Linked DNA regions of Homo sapiens: all the other regions are linked to region 3. Evidence: chromatin contacts called from ENCODE Hi-C or POLR2A ChIA-PET data. All regions are on one chromosome and are shown on one strand. The core of a region is the stretch at or near the end of the contact, and the rest is flanking DNA. Distances in the headings are between cores, read along the strand shown. Region 1 overlaps PSAP (prosaposin). Region 2 has its middle 19 kb from the start of LINC03139. Region 3 has its middle 25 kb from the start of DDIT4-AS1. Region 4 holds the start of CHST3 (carbohydrate sulfotransferase 3).

What was found. A loop is a pair of places that touch in the nucleus more often than their neighbours do. ChIA-PET counts read pairs that join two places held with the same protein, here RNA polymerase II (POLR2A). Pooled maps may share reads with other maps.
Region 1: a loop to region 3 is called in a map of B cell, with 17 times the contacts of the local background. The contact joins two enhancer-like sites. A Hi-C loop is called at or near these places in 1 of 168 maps with a recorded cell type or tissue (B cell), 11 of 37 single-sample maps with no recorded cell type and 5 of 50 pooled maps. POLR2A ChIA-PET finds 5 or more read pairs at or near these places in 4 of 52 experiments (A673, B cell, GM10248 and 1 more).
Region 2: a loop to region 3 is called in a pooled map, with 2.8 times the contacts of the local background. The contact joins two enhancer-like sites. A Hi-C loop is called at or near these places in 2 of 37 single-sample maps with no recorded cell type and 4 of 50 pooled maps. POLR2A ChIA-PET finds 5 or more read pairs at or near these places in 2 of 52 experiments (A549 and activated T-cell).
Region 4: a map of heart right ventricle shows a loop between it and region 3 (2.2-fold over the local background). The contact joins the promoter of CHST3 here to the enhancer-like site in region 3. A Hi-C loop is called at or near these places in 2 of 168 maps with a recorded cell type or tissue (Right ventricle myocardium inferior and heart right ventricle), 1 of 37 single-sample maps with no recorded cell type and 7 of 50 pooled maps. POLR2A ChIA-PET finds 5 or more read pairs at or near these places in 4 of 52 experiments (HEK293, Panc1, WTC11 and 1 more).

The regions. Positions count from the first base shown.
Region 1 is chr10:71,834,344-71,838,041 of GRCh38, forward strand. It overlaps PSAP (prosaposin), which reads right to left. Exons shown (of 14, transcript NM_002778.4): 2 at 29-162. Among named protein-coding and RNA genes, the nearest start is that of PSAP, 15 kb to the right of the region's middle. RefSeq lists enhancers at 1,533-2,302, 2,120-2,189, 2,300-2,399, 2,303-3,072. Within about 2 kb of position 1,973, at least 26 of the 41 ENCODE cell types and tissues checked have a DNase peak (open chromatin) inside an H3K27ac peak, as active enhancers do; they include B cell, where a contact is called at or near this core.
Region 2 is chr10:71,895,240-71,898,936 of GRCh38, forward strand. No RefSeq gene overlaps it. Among named protein-coding and RNA genes, the nearest start is that of LINC03139, 19 kb to the left of the region's middle. Within about 2 kb of position 1,716, at least 4 of the 41 ENCODE cell types and tissues checked have a DNase peak (open chromatin) inside an H3K27ac peak, as active enhancers do.
Region 3 is chr10:72,247,459-72,250,732 of GRCh38, forward strand. No RefSeq gene overlaps it. Among named protein-coding and RNA genes, the nearest start is that of DDIT4-AS1, 25 kb to the right of the region's middle. RefSeq lists enhancers at 442-1,009, 1,010-1,578, 1,579-2,145, 1,614-1,713. Within about 2 kb of position 1,498, at least 35 of the 41 ENCODE cell types and tissues checked have a DNase peak (open chromatin) inside an H3K27ac peak, as active enhancers do; they include B cell and heart right ventricle, where a contact is called at or near this core.
Region 4 is chr10:71,962,469-71,965,692 of GRCh38, forward strand. CHST3 (carbohydrate sulfotransferase 3) reads left to right here and starts at 1,927. Exons shown (of 3, transcript NM_004273.5): 1 at 1,927-2,226.

The DNA of each region.
Region 1 (3,698 bases), core at 723-3,222, 410 kb before region 3:
GCTGGGACTGGAGGGCAGCGGCACTCACCACTGTTGGCTTGTTCCAAACGGTCTGCAGGCAGTGCTTCACTGCCCCGCAGTCGGACGCCGTCTTCACATTCTGGCACCACACTGCCGAGCCCCTGGTGCATTCTTTCAGTCCAAGGACCGGGCCGGCTAGAGCTAAAATGAAAACCAACGTGAGGAGGTGGCCCATTTTGTAGCAAACCAGGTCGACCTGACTTATTTCCCCAGGGCTGAGGGCGACTGTCCTTGAGCTGGACTCTGCTACTCAGCCCCTCACCAAGCTGTATGGGACACCAGCCACACAGATACACGCCTGTCCCGGTCAAGAAGCTGGCTTGTCTGTCACAGGGCTAGAAGGGACTCATGTATCTGGTTCACGTTCATCCTCTCTAGCTACCTTTAAACAGTATCAGGGAGTATCAGAACTTTAACCTTAAAATGTTTCCATAAGTAATAAGGTATCATCATAACCTTAAAATGTTTCCATAAGTAACAAAAGAAACCATAGGAGAAAAGACTAACAAATTCAAATACAGGGAAGATTTTGACTTCTGTAAAATGGATAACAACTGTAGAATGAAGGGTTTTTTTAAAAAAGAAAAACAGGCTGGGCACGGTGGCTCACGCCTATAATCCCAGCACTTTGGGAGGCCAAGGTGGGTGGATCACGACGTCAGGAGATCAAGACCATCCTGGCTAACACAGTGAAACCCCATCTCTACTAAAAATACAAAAAAAAACAATTAGCCAGGTGTGGTGGCGGGCGCCTGTAGTTCCAGCTACTCGGGAGGCTGAGGCAGGAGAATGGCGTGAATCCGGGAGGCGGAGCTGGCAGTGAGCCTGGGTGACAGAGCGAGACTCCGTTTCAAAAAATAAATAAATAAATAAATAAATAAATAAAATAAAAATTAAAATTAAAAAAAATTCATACCCTTATAACATAAAACAATGGCCAGCTGCCGGTGGCTCATGCCTATAATCTCAGCACTTTGAGAGGCCGAGGTGGGGTCAGTTGAGTCCAGGAGTTCGAGACCAGCCTGGGCAACATGGCAAAACCTCATCTCTACAAAAAATTAGCCGGGCATGGTAGCACGCACCTGTGATCCCAGCTACTCGAGAGACTGAGGTGGGAGGATAGCTTGAGCCCAGGAGGCAGAGGTTGTAGTGAGCCGAGATCTCACCACTGCACTCCAGCGGTGAGCTACCATACCTAGCCCTAAAAATATTTTATAAACTGCCTTGAGAGTGCCTATGTTTCTTAAAACAGGTCCTTGATTTTAGAACCAAAAAAATGGGGAAAAAAATCCTCAGATTCACATCTCACTTCTAGCCCAATTATTTAGCTAGGAAACAAGAGATTACATCGGACTACACATAGAGGATGGTGGCATGAGGGTCAAACTCCAACAGGCATCTCAGTAGGGTTGAACAAACTTTTGCTGCAATAGATACTTGACCCAAGTCTGAGACAGAAAAAAAAAAAAAAAAAACAAAACACAATCACCTGAGAAACACACTTAGAACCTCAGGAATCTTGCTGTATGCTGCTTCCCTCTGTAAGCCAATTCTACATACGTGTGTAACACACATAGGAAACACGTGTTGTATAGGTCAGTACGTGTTCTTCCTCCAGGAGAGGGTAAGGAATGAACTGCTTTCTTTCATTACTACCTCCACAAGCTACTCACACAAAGACTGAGTCCCACAAAGCTCGAGTCAGATCACCTTCACCCCTTCAGACACAAGCAAATGAATTATTCATCTGCTGCCCAGATTATAGCCTTCCCTGTCCCCTGGGAGCAAAATCACAAACACGTCCAGTTCGCAACCTCAACCAAGCTGGCCACATTCCAGAGGCTGCTGGTTTGGACTCTAGTTTCCAGGGGAAAACATGTGCCAGATGCAAATCAGTACCAAGCTCCCCAGATGGCTCACAAAAGCTTAGTTAGCCCGCAGTGTAGCCAAGCATGGCTGGCGCCAGCCTCAGTTATAAATCTCAGGGGAGCGGTGGAGGGGAGGCAGAATTGAGTCATGAGGGTAAGGGCTCTGGGGACTGTGCGGTCACAGAGACAGCACAAATAGGAACCCCAGACCTGATGACTCCCACCACACCCTAGCAGGCCCTGGGCCCCTAGGACTCTGAAAAGGACCCATGATGACACCATGATACACTGCCTAGCCCTACCTCCAAATCAAGATGAACAGGAGGCTACCAAATGAGTCTCTAGGCAGAGGAAGGCAGAGTGATACACAGGGAAGCCAGAAGAGGATGGGCTCAGACCTCAGGAGACCAGAGCCAAGACAGAGGAGTCACCACCAAAAGCAGGGGCAAGTGACCAGCACCCCCGATTCTTAAAAATGCTCATCCAGTGTAATGTCCACCCAGCTACTTTCTCCAGCCCTCTCAGCAGGGAACTAGCTACAGCTGACCAAAATCTAGAGTGTTTCCGGAACACAACACACTCTCACAGGCCCATGTGAGAATACTTTGTAGGCTGCCTACTTCCTCTAGGAATGTGAAACAATAATCGTTTTCCATGATGACTTTGTTACTTGTTTTGGTCCGGCCAACCTGGACTGAAAATAATCTTGGGCAGCCCCTTGTATCTGAAACTGGCCCAGCTAATACAAACTGACTGTCACTTCCCAATCCATGACCTACTGAATGGCAGCAGGCCTCTTCCTCAGATCTGGAGGCAAAAAGATACGCATGGTGGAGAATTCGGTACGCCTATAAAGTCAAGTTCCAGCGTAAAACAGATTTCCGTGGACACAGGAAGTAACACGTAAATTCCAACTCCTAGAAAGTGCCTTCTTAGCAAGACACCCCCTTCTACCTCCAACCACAAGCCAAACATAAAGGTGCATGTTACAAAAACAGCCTGTGGTATGCAACGGATTCCATCTCCCAGGATGAACGACATGATGACATACGTTCATAGACTGCGTGTCCTCAGGGCAGGCACCACTGGGTGGTGCTGGGGAGCTCCCAGCCGCCAAGAGGTGCAAAGCCCACTCCCAGAGCAGATCTCCTAAGAGGGGATCAAACAGTGGGTCAGAACCTTTTGGGGACATGGATCCCTTTCCCAGAAACTTTATTACACACACATTTCTCCTAGCACTTGAGGAACTTCTCAGGTCCCAGCTGTGGATTAATCATAAAGCTCTACAGGCAAGGGTGGTTTTTCTCCACACAAGCAGGTAAACAACCCAGCTGAAGGCATGGCTACCAGCTCCACTGACTGCGCAGAGCCCGAGGCCCTCAGGCCAAAGAACAAATGAACAGTCACGATTTTCTTTACCCCAAAGAGCAGGAGGAACAGACATCTAAGTAATGGTGTGTGATCCCACGCATCGGTGGGAATGGGAGCGGCAAGGCAATGCTAACGGAGCCTTCCTCAAAACGAAATTGGAATTGGCACCTGCAAGATGGTGACAGAAAAGGCTGGCTACGTGGAGAGGGAGTGGGGAATTCCAGAACATTCCAAAGGAGTCCAGTTCTCTGTGGGGAAGGGAAGAAACTGTCCTGTCTTTTCAGGAGCGAAGCCAAGGGAAGTAGCGGCAGCCAGGCTGCAAAGGCAGACAGATCTCAGGTGCTTGGGGGAATGGTCTCACCTGCCCCACACACCCTAAGGTGAGGGCTCAACCCCGTGGGCGATACTGCAGGAAGCTTCAGGGATTTCTGGGAGGGA
Region 2 (3,697 bases), core at 466-2,965, 350 kb before region 3:
CCACTGCACTCCAGCCTGGGCAACAGAGTGAGAGTCCTTCTCCAAAACAAACAAACAAACAAAAGTACAAGATAGGCCCGTGCATTTTAATATAATAAAGCATGAAATGTTCATTGATATGGGTTCAGATTCTACATTATAATCAACCTTAAAGAAACAATTGCTTGTTAAGTTTTGGCGTAGCATTAAAGAAGAATATTCACAATTATCTGAAAAAGCTATCAAAATACTCGTCTTTTTTTCCAACTCCGTGTTTGCGGGAGGCTGGATTTTCTTCAATCAAAACAATATATTGCGGGACGCAGTGGTTCATGCTTATAATCCCAGCAGTTTGGGAGGCTGAGGTGGGCGGGTCACCTGAGGTCAGGCGTTCAAGACCAGACTGGCCAACATGGTGAAACCCCATCTCTACTAAAAATACAAAAAAATTAGCTGGATGTGGTGGCGCACTCCTGTAATCCCAGCTACTCGGGAGGCTGAGGCAGGAGAATCACCTGAACCTGGGAGGTGGAGGATGCAGTGAGCCAAGATCACAACATTACACTCCAGGCTGGGCGACAAGGGCAAAACTTTGTTTCAAAATAAAAAAATAAATAAAAATTTTAAAAGCCCCAACATATTGCAACAGACTGAATGCAGAAGTAGACATGAGGCTCCAACAGTCTTTAATTAAGACAGTTGCTTGAGAGATTTGCAAAAGTGTAAAACAATGCTGTTTTTCTCACTAAATTTCTCTTTGTTTTGGAAATGAAGGTATTTTTCGTAAAAATATGTTTATGTTTACATGTAATGAGTTCATTATTACTTTTTGATAAATTAATAAATATCTGGGTCCTCAATAATTCTTTTAAAAATTTTTTTATAATTTAAAATAGAGATGAGGGCTGGGCTCGGTGTCTCGCGCCTGTAATCCCAGCACTTTGGGAGGCCAAGGTGGGCAGATCACTTGAGGTCAGGAGTTCAAGAACAGCCTGGCCAACATGGTGAAACTCTGTCTCTACTAAAAATACAAAAATTAGCCGGGCGTGGTGGCTCATGCCTGTAAACCCAGCTACTCGGAGGCTGAGGCAGGAGAATCGCTTGAAACCAGGGGGCGGAGGTTGCAGTGAGGGGAGATCACCCCCCTGCACTCCAGCCTGGGCGACAGAGCAAGACTCCTTTTCAAAAAAACAAACATGTAGCAATGAAGCCATTAAAATAATTTATTTTTTATTTCTTTTTCTTTTTGTATGAATCGACTTTGGATAAGAAAAAAATCTACTTTTTAAAGAGCTGGGTTTGTGTGGTGGGACACCTATTGGGTGCAACAATGTGGAGAACACTGCCCTCTGGCGGTCACTCCCAGTATAGTACCAGAGAGGTGGGGAAGCTTCCCTTGCTATTCTAGGACTGACCATGAGACGGCAGAAGAATACAGTATTTGCTTCTTTTCTATTTCTATTATACTTGCTTTTCTTTTTCTTTTCTATTTCTATTTGCTTCTTTTCTATTTTCTGTTCCTTCTTTTCTATTTTTTTAAATTTAAGTGTAGCTAAGGGGACTCACTATGTTGCCCAGGCTGATCCCCGACTCCTCGGGTCAAGTGACCCTCTCACCTTGGTCTCTCAAAGTGCTGGAATTATGGGCATGAGCCACCATGCCTGGCCTAAAACCCTGTTCCTAATCTCTAGGTTGGTCCTCAAAGCCTCACACTCAGCCGGGTGCCCAGGGATTGGGGCAGGAGTGACCTCACAGAGCTGCCCACAGTAATGATGCCTGAAGTGCTCCAGCTAGCAGGCTAAGCCTTGTCTTCTCTGCCTCCACAGCAACTCATAGCAGCCCTAGGGAAGGCCACATCCCAGACCCCTAAACCCAGAGAGACAGAACGCAGACCTGGGTGGCAAGGACTCAGTAAGTTATTGAGTGCCAAACCGGGCCACCACTGTGCTTGGCTTTAGGAAAACTTGACATCTATAAAACTTTTAATCTCTAGTAGGTGCTCAAAAAAGCCATTCACTCTTTCATGTAACCAAGAAAAGATGTTTGAGCACCTGCAAAGTGCCAGGCACTGTCCTAGTCACTGAGGACACAGTGAGAAGCAAAAGGGGCCCAGGTCCTGCCCACATGGGACTTATAATTTGGTGAGGGAACAAAAAAAATTTAGTCTCAAAAAACCAAAGTTTGGTTAGATGCTGTGAAAAAGGATGGGGTTCTTTAAGGGCACCTGAGAGAGGGGTCTTGTTTTTCCTGGAAGCCAAAAAGAAGCATAAAGGTTGATACGGTTTGGACGTTTGTCCTCCAAATCTCATGTTGAAATGTGATTCCTGGCTGGGCATGGTGGTTCATGCCTGTAATCCCAGCACTTTGAGAGGCCAAGGCAGGCAGATCACTTGAGGTCAGGAGTTCGAGGCCAGCATGGACAACATGGTGAATCCCCATCTATACTAAAAATACAAAACTTAGCTGGGCATGGTGGCACGTGTCTGTAATCCCAGCTACTCAGGAGGCTGAGGGAGGACAATAGCTTGAGCCTGGGAGACAGAGGTTGCAGTGAGCCGAGATTGTAGTGAGCCGAGATTGTGCCACTGCTCTCCAGCCTGGCTGACAGAGCAAGACTCTGTCTCAAAACAAAACAAACAAACAAAACTACCTCTTAACTTAGTCCCCTCGCATTTTTTTTTTTTTTTTTTTGAAACAGAGTCTCAGTCTGTTACCCAGGCTGGTGTGCATGCAGTGGCACAATCATGGCTCACCTTCCACCACAGACTACAAACATGTGCCACCACATCCGACTAAGTTTTTTTTGTTTTTTTTGTTTTTTGGGGTTTTTTTTTTTTTTTTTGTAGAGATGGGGATCTCACCATGTTGCCCAGTCTGGTCTCAAGCTCCCAAGCTCAAGTGATCCTCTCATTTCGGCCCCCTAATGTATTGTCATTCCAGCCATGAGCCATGGTGCCCAGCATCTCCTGCTTTTTAACTTTGTTTTTAAAAGCTTCTTGATTTTTGTTTCAATTTAATACTGTCTTGGCAACTTTTTAACTTTTTGTTGTTTAGTCTCACTCTCTTGCCCAGGCTGGAATGCAGTGGCCAGATCTCAGCTCACTGCAACCTCCACCTCCCAGGTTCAAGCGATTCTCTTGCCTCAGCCTCCCGAGCAGCTGGGATTACAGGTGCCCACCACCATGCCCAACTAATTTTTGCAATTTTAGTAGAGACGGAGTTTCACCATGTTGGCCAGGCTGGTCTCCAACTCCTGACCTCAGGTGATTCACCCATCTCGGCCTCCCAAGGTGCTGGGATTACAGGCATGAGCCACTGCGCCCAGCCCAATTCTGCTATTAAAGGACTCTGATGCATTCTTCAGTATGCCAATTGCATTTTTCAGCTCCAGAAATTCTGCTCTGGATGTTTTTTAATTATTTCAATCCCTTTGTTAAATGTATCTGATAGAATTCTGAATTCCTTCTCTGTGTTATTTTGAATTTCTTTGAGTTTCCTCAAACAGAATTCTGTCTGAAAGGTCAGAGCTCTGTTTCTCCAGGATTGGTCCCTGGTGTCTAATTTGGTTCATTTGGGGAGGTCATGTTTTCCTGGGTCATGCTGCTAGCAGATGTTCTTCGGTGTCTGGGCATTGAAGAGTTCAGTATTTATTGCAGTCTTCATTGTCTAGCCTTAGTTGTCTTTTTTTTTTTTTTTTTTTTTTTTGAGATCAAGTCTC
Region 3 (3,274 bases), core at 248-2,747:
ATTGCCTGCTTTTGGAAACCTCTTCTCCAAGAAGGGAATCCCTGAGCTTGGGCCAGTCTAGGAAGCACCCAGTTGAATCTACAGGCCTAGGACACATGAAAACCCTTTTACCAACCAACATCTGGAAAGGGACTCTGCAATGCCAGGGTAGAAGGAGCCTTATTCATGGAGCTTCATAGAGGCACTGGGTCTTATTTTCTTTGAGACGGAGTTTCACTCTTCTTGCCCAGGCTGGAGGGCAGTGGTGTGATCTCGGCTCACTGCAACCTCCGCCTCCCGGGTTCAAGCGATTTTCCTGCCTCAGCCTCCCGAGTAGCTGGGATTACGGGCATGCACCACCATGCCCAGCTAATTTTTGCATTTTTTTAGTAGAGATGGGGTTTCTCTATGTTGGTCAGGCTGGTCTCAAACTCCCGACATCAGGTCCTCCGTCTGCCTCAGCCTCCCAAAGTGCTGGGATTACAGGCATGAGCCACCCCCTCCGGCTTGGGTCTTATTTTCAATGGCCAGGCCTCTCATTAACGTGGCAGGAATGCAGCCTGTGCGGAGCTCCCAACAGTGCAGTTTGCCAGAAGTTGGCTGGGATTGTGCTGGGTTTCTCAAGGTTCCCCTCCTTGTTCACTCTCTTCAGACCCACCTTTGCCTGCAGCTGGCAAGCAGCTGATAGATCTCTATTTTGCTGTTGTGAGAATTCACCAAAAAGGCACTTCTAAAAGCCTCATGCAACTAGCAGGAGAAACATAGGTTTAGAGCCTTGCTCCTGCAGCTTCAAAAACAAGGAGGCAAAAATTGAGATTGAATATAGCACAGAGTGTGGGTGACACCAAACCACGGACTGAGTTGATAGGCTGCAGGGAAGGAAGTGAAAAGTTCACCTTGTCCTTCCGTCTAACAGAGGACTGCTGGTTTTGCAGAGGTTTGCTTTTTTTTTTTTTTCCATTCAATAAAAATAGCTCGGTGGGACAACATATTATAGCATTCGTGGAAATAAAAACTAGGAACCACATCATAGGATGTTCTGCTCCAAACTTGGCGCTGATCCCCCAGGCAGCTCCAAGTTCCCTCTGATTCAGGCAGCAGCGACGGAGGCCCTCCCCTGTCCCAGGTGGGACCCGGCCTTCAGAGAGGAAGGGAGGTGGTGGTATGAGGCATCAGCTGTTTCCTTTGCCTGTGGGCCAAGATCCTTGCCATGGCAGAAATACAACTTTGTCCCCAGTGTCTGCCTTCTGCACTGTAAAAAGCAAGTTTCCATCACAAAGGGTTGCGATTCAGGAAACCAGGGTTAGAGGCAAACGGGTCTTATTTGAAAATGGTAAAACCTGGCCAGGCCTTGGACTTCCTGCATTGGTTGCTCTCCTGGGACCTGGGACCAGCCCAGCAGGGTGGGGTGGGGCAGCAATGCAGGTTACAGGATGTGAAAGTGGGGACTGAGGTTAGGAAAAAGAATAAAAGGCTGTGACCAGAACACACCCAGCAGAGGCCATGTGCAGTTCTCTTCTTCAGGGTTTCCTGTGGGTACACTGAGAACATTGTGTTCTGGCTGAGAACTTATCCGGCGGAGCCTGCTGCATACGTGGCCCCTGGGTCCTAGTGCTGCCTCTTACCTAGCCTCAGGCCTGGCTCCCCTGCCTGCACCTGCGTGCAGCCCACTGTATGACCCAGGGAGGCTGTCTCCATTGTGTCCTCCTGCTGGGTGAGGCCCCCGGCCACCAGACTCCGAGCACTTAAGATTCTGACCCATCCCGCATTTCCAAAGCATCTTCAGCGTGCCGGGTGCCATCACACAGTCGCGTTTCATATCCCTCATAACAAAACATCCTTCAGATGACAAAACTGAGGTTCAGGGAAACTGAGAGGAACAACCAACATCAGTATTTATTTTTATTTATTTATTTTAGAAAGGGGGGTTTCACTTCCACCCAGGTTGGAATGCAGTGGTGCGTTCATAGCTCACTGCAGCTTCCAACTCCGGGCCTCAAGTGAACCTCAGCCTCCTGAGCAGCTGGGACTACAGGCACGCACCACCACCCCTGGCTCATTTTTGTATTTTTTGTAGAGACAGGGTCTCATTATGTTGCCCAGGCTGGTCTCGAACTCCTGGGCTCAAGCAACCCTCCCGCCTCGGCTACCCAAAATGTTGGGATTAAGACATAAGCCACTATGTGCCTGGCCTATGCCAGTATTTATTTATTTATTTATTTATTTATTTATTTATTTATTTATTTATTTATTTATTTTTGAAATGGAGTTTTGCTCTTGTTGCCCAGGCTGGAGTGCAGTGGCATGATCTCGGCTCACCGCAACCTCTGCCTCCCGGGTTTAAGCAGTTCTCCTGCTTTAGCCTCCCGAGTAGCTGGGATTATAGGCACCCACCACCACACCGGGCTAATTTTTGTATTTTTAGTAGAGACAGGGTTTCACCATGTTGGCCAGGCTGATCTTGAACACCTGACCTCAGGTGATCCACCTGCCTCAGCCTCCCAAAGTGCTGAGATGACAGGCGTGAGCCACCATGCCTGGCTGCCACTATTTATTAAAGGTTCTTGGATGCAGGTCTCATGTCACTTCGGGATAACTGATTTTGAGGCATTATTTCAAACTCTTGCAATGAATGTGAGCATTTTCTCTCAAAGTTTCTCTCCAGGTGATTTTGAGAATAGATGCTTTCTCTTTTTTATTTTTTGTTTGCTTGAGACAGGGTCTCATTCTGTCGCCCAGGCTGGAGTGTGCAGTGGCGTGATCTTGGCTCATTGCAGCTTCAACCTCCCTGGATCAATTGATCCTCCTGCCTCATCCTCCTGAGTAGCTGGGACTACAGGTTTGCACCACCAAGCCCCGCTAATTTTTTTTTTTTTTTTTTTTTTGAGACGGAGTCTCTTTCTGTCGCCCAGGCTGGAGTGCAGTGGTGCAATCTCGGCTCACTGCAACCTCCACCTCCCGGGCTCAAGCAGTTCTTCTGCCTCAGCCTCCCGAGTAGGTGAGACTACAGGCATGCGTCACCACGCCTGGCTAATTTTTGTATTTTTAGTAGAGACGGGGGTTTCACCATATTGGCCAGGCTGGTCTCGAACTCCTCACCTTGTGATCTGCCCGCCTTAGCCTCCCAAAGTGTTAGGATTACAGGCATAAGCCACCATGCGCAGCCAATTCTCTTATTTTGTTGTTGTTATTGTTGTAGAGACAGATCTCACTGTGTTGCCCAGGCTGGTATTGAACTCCTGGACTCAAGCCTTCCTCCCACCTCAGCCTCCCAAAGTGCTGGGATTACAAGGTG
Region 4 (3,224 bases), core at 677-3,176, 280 kb before region 3:
GCCTTGAGATTGCAGAGGAGACAGCCAAGGCGGGTGGTCTTGGGATGGGTAGACTGAGAGGCTCCCATAGTGAATGGAGGGTGGGGGGTAGAGGAAGAAGAGACTGCAGATGACAAGGATGGCGAGAGAGGGTGTCCCCTGTCCTGCAGGCCTTGTCTGGAATAGAGGCAGCCACCGAGTCAGGTGTCCTTCAGGTCTCCTCTATTCTGGACAAGGCCCTTGGGTGAGGGGTGATAGGAGAGAGAGAGGGGAGGGGGGAGAGGGAGAGAGAGAGAGACACCTCTAAGGACACGCAGCCAGAGCCTGTCCCCTTCCTGGGTTTCGGCACCAAAATGTAACGTTAGCTGAGAGAAAGGACAAGAGAGAGACCCAAAGTTAGGCGAGTAAGTTTATCCTGCCGGGCTGCTCCACCACAGTCAGAGGAGGCAGCCCTGGAGCTTATAAAATGAGGGGTTCATATGGGGGAGAGAGACCCTGGGGTTGTCGGTTAACTTTACCACATATCATCTCGTGACCGCTTACAATATAGGAATTTAGAAGAGGGTGTAACTTAAGTTTATCCACATTTCTCGTGACCTTCCCCATGCTGCCTGTTGGGCTGTAAGCAAGTCTGGTGACCTTGCTGTAGCACCTAGATAAGGGTCCAGGAATGCAGCTTCGGAGTATTCAGGGTAAGGGTCAGCTGCATTGTGTGTGGGGCGGGGGGTTCCTGGGGCAACTTGTCCCTAACAGGGTCAGGATTAGTTCTATCTGGTTCTCTATTTGCTGTCCATCTGTAAATGCTGAGAATGGCAGAGGGAGGCCAAGTGTAGATAATCAGGTTTTAGCTTTTTTGGATTTTCCTACTTCTCCTGTACAGGAAATAACTTATTGTCTAAACCCCATACTATCCCATTAAATGTCAGGAGTGCTGTCTTAGGCCTGAATTAGCTCATGACGTTACGTACTGGAAGTCCCAGGAGGAATGCCCAGCAAGTGGAATCCAAGACGTTCTCGCCTTCTCGGGGACAGGGCCATCACCAGGATTCGGAAAGGAACAGGGAGGTTCGGTTTGTGTTCCAGTTCTGAGCCCTTTACCTCATCCCTCGAGAAGCTGGCCTTTGCACCCCGCAGCCGGTGCTGCCCAGCCGACCACGCCATGCACGGGAGGCGACTGGGACCCCACTTGCCTGGCAGCCCGGCCGGAGACCCAGCTGCCTGGGAGGGTCCGAAGATAATGCCAGGCAGCCCTGGCGGGCCGGGAAGACCCTCTGTCCCTCCCGTTTCCCAGTTCTTGAATTAGGGGAGCCTTGGACTGGCTGGCGGCGCAGGAAAGTGCAGGAGGGCGGATGTGGGACCTGCTGCCGCCCAGGGAGACGGTGCTCTGTTCTTTGGAACCAGGGAAACCGTCCTCCAGCCCACTTGCCCCAGGGGGGAGCAGGAAGATCCTCTCCGGGCAGAGATGATGGGGAACCCGTGCAGCCAGAGGGTCTCCCTGGCAAAGGTCGGGGGAGGGGGCGGCCGTAACGGCCCCGGGCGCTCCGGCACGGAGAAGCCAAGGGGGTTCTCCAAGCAGCCTCCACCCACCAGCCTCGCCAGGAGAGCGTGGATACCCGAGCGGCCCCAAGCGAGTCCCCGGGGACTGGAGGGCCGAGGGGCAGCGCCCGGAACAAAGGCCCGCAGAGGGGTCCTGGAGACAGCGGCTCCCCGGGGGCGGCTCCCCTCTCTCCCCTCTCTCCCCTCCTCTCCTCTCCCGCCAGCTCCTCCTTCTCCTCCCCTTCCTCCCCCAGAGGCCCGGCCGGCTCGCGGCCCGAGCAGCGCCAACTTCGCCAACGGTTCCCAAGTTGCCGGGCGCGCAGGGGTGGGAGCTGGGTGGGGTGAGGAAGAGGAGGAGGAGGAGGAGAAGGGCTCCCGGACGCCTTGGACGCGGTTCAGGAATCCGCCGCCGCTAGCCGGCTCGGGCCTGAGCGGGGAGGGCGCCAGGCAGGACCTCTCGCAGGCTCGCTGCGCAGGACGGCGCCCGCCTGGCGCCGCTTCCCTTCCAGCGTGCCGACCGGCCCCGCAGCGCCTCCATCCCTCCGGCCCGCCCCGGAGAAGACGCACAGCTCGGGCCGCGCGGGCGCCGGGGCCGCGGAACCGCTTCTGCCGGGATCTTCCAGGAGGAAAGCGAAGTTGCGAGCGGATGCTGCCCGCGCCGGACCCCAGCCGCGGAGGGTCGGGGCCGCCGGTGGAGTCTCGGCGGCCGGGGTAAGTGGGGCGCCGGCGTCCTGGAACCGCCGCCCAGCCCGGGGGAGGCCGCCCAGCCGGGAGCCCCCGCCTTCCGCGTCCAGGCGCGCGCGCCAGACTTTGGAGGGAGAAGGGGGCGAAGCGGACGGTGGGAGGTGGAGTTCCCAGCTCGGGGAAAAGCCCAGGCAGGCACCCACAACCCGCTGCAACCGGATCACACCTGCCAGGTACACACAGCTCATCGCCACTCATACCCCGCACACGGCGCAGGCTGATCTGCGCACACCCACACCGGCCAGGCACATGCCACACACCGAAATGCACATTCCTGGGAGCGCGGGGGATTTGGCCTCTACAGCAGGCACGTCCTCACACCCCTCCGTCACATCCACGGCCTTTGTCTGCTGCCCCCGCAGCCCCCAAGGAGAGGGAGCCCCCAAAGCGCAGCGGGCAGGAGAGAGGCTGCCTGGGTTTTGAAAACTTGTGGCCAGAACCCCGAGACCAAGGGGAGCAGATGTTGCAGTCGGTTCTCGGAGTTCTGCAGGAGCGAATTTGGTGTGGAAACTCGGTGTCTGGGTGATGTGTGAGTGTGCGAAGCCCTTCCGGAGGCGAGGCCCGGAGAGAGGAGGGAGTGATTCATAAACTCAGAGCCGGCGTGCCAGGGTCTGTGAGCAGCGTGGAAGAGGCTGGCAGGCCGTTGCTGCGCTAGACAGAAGGGTAGTGGCCGTGACAGTCTTCCAGGGAAGCAGGGACCCTTCCCCCCAGCGGATGTGCTTCCTCCAGGGACTTCCAAGGGAACCGGGTGAGCAGATTCCAGTCCTGGGTGTGGACGGGGTAAGGGGAGGTGGGGGGATTTAAGCCTAAAAGGTTAGGGAGAAACCAAGGCAGGCCTGACGCCTTCATTATTTTCCTTGCACCTGAAGTTGTGTTTGGTTTCTGATGCGTGGTGTTGCTGGGCCCCAGGATGTACGGGGGATTGTCCTGGGCCTAGCATAGTGCCTGGCACAGTGGGCACTCAG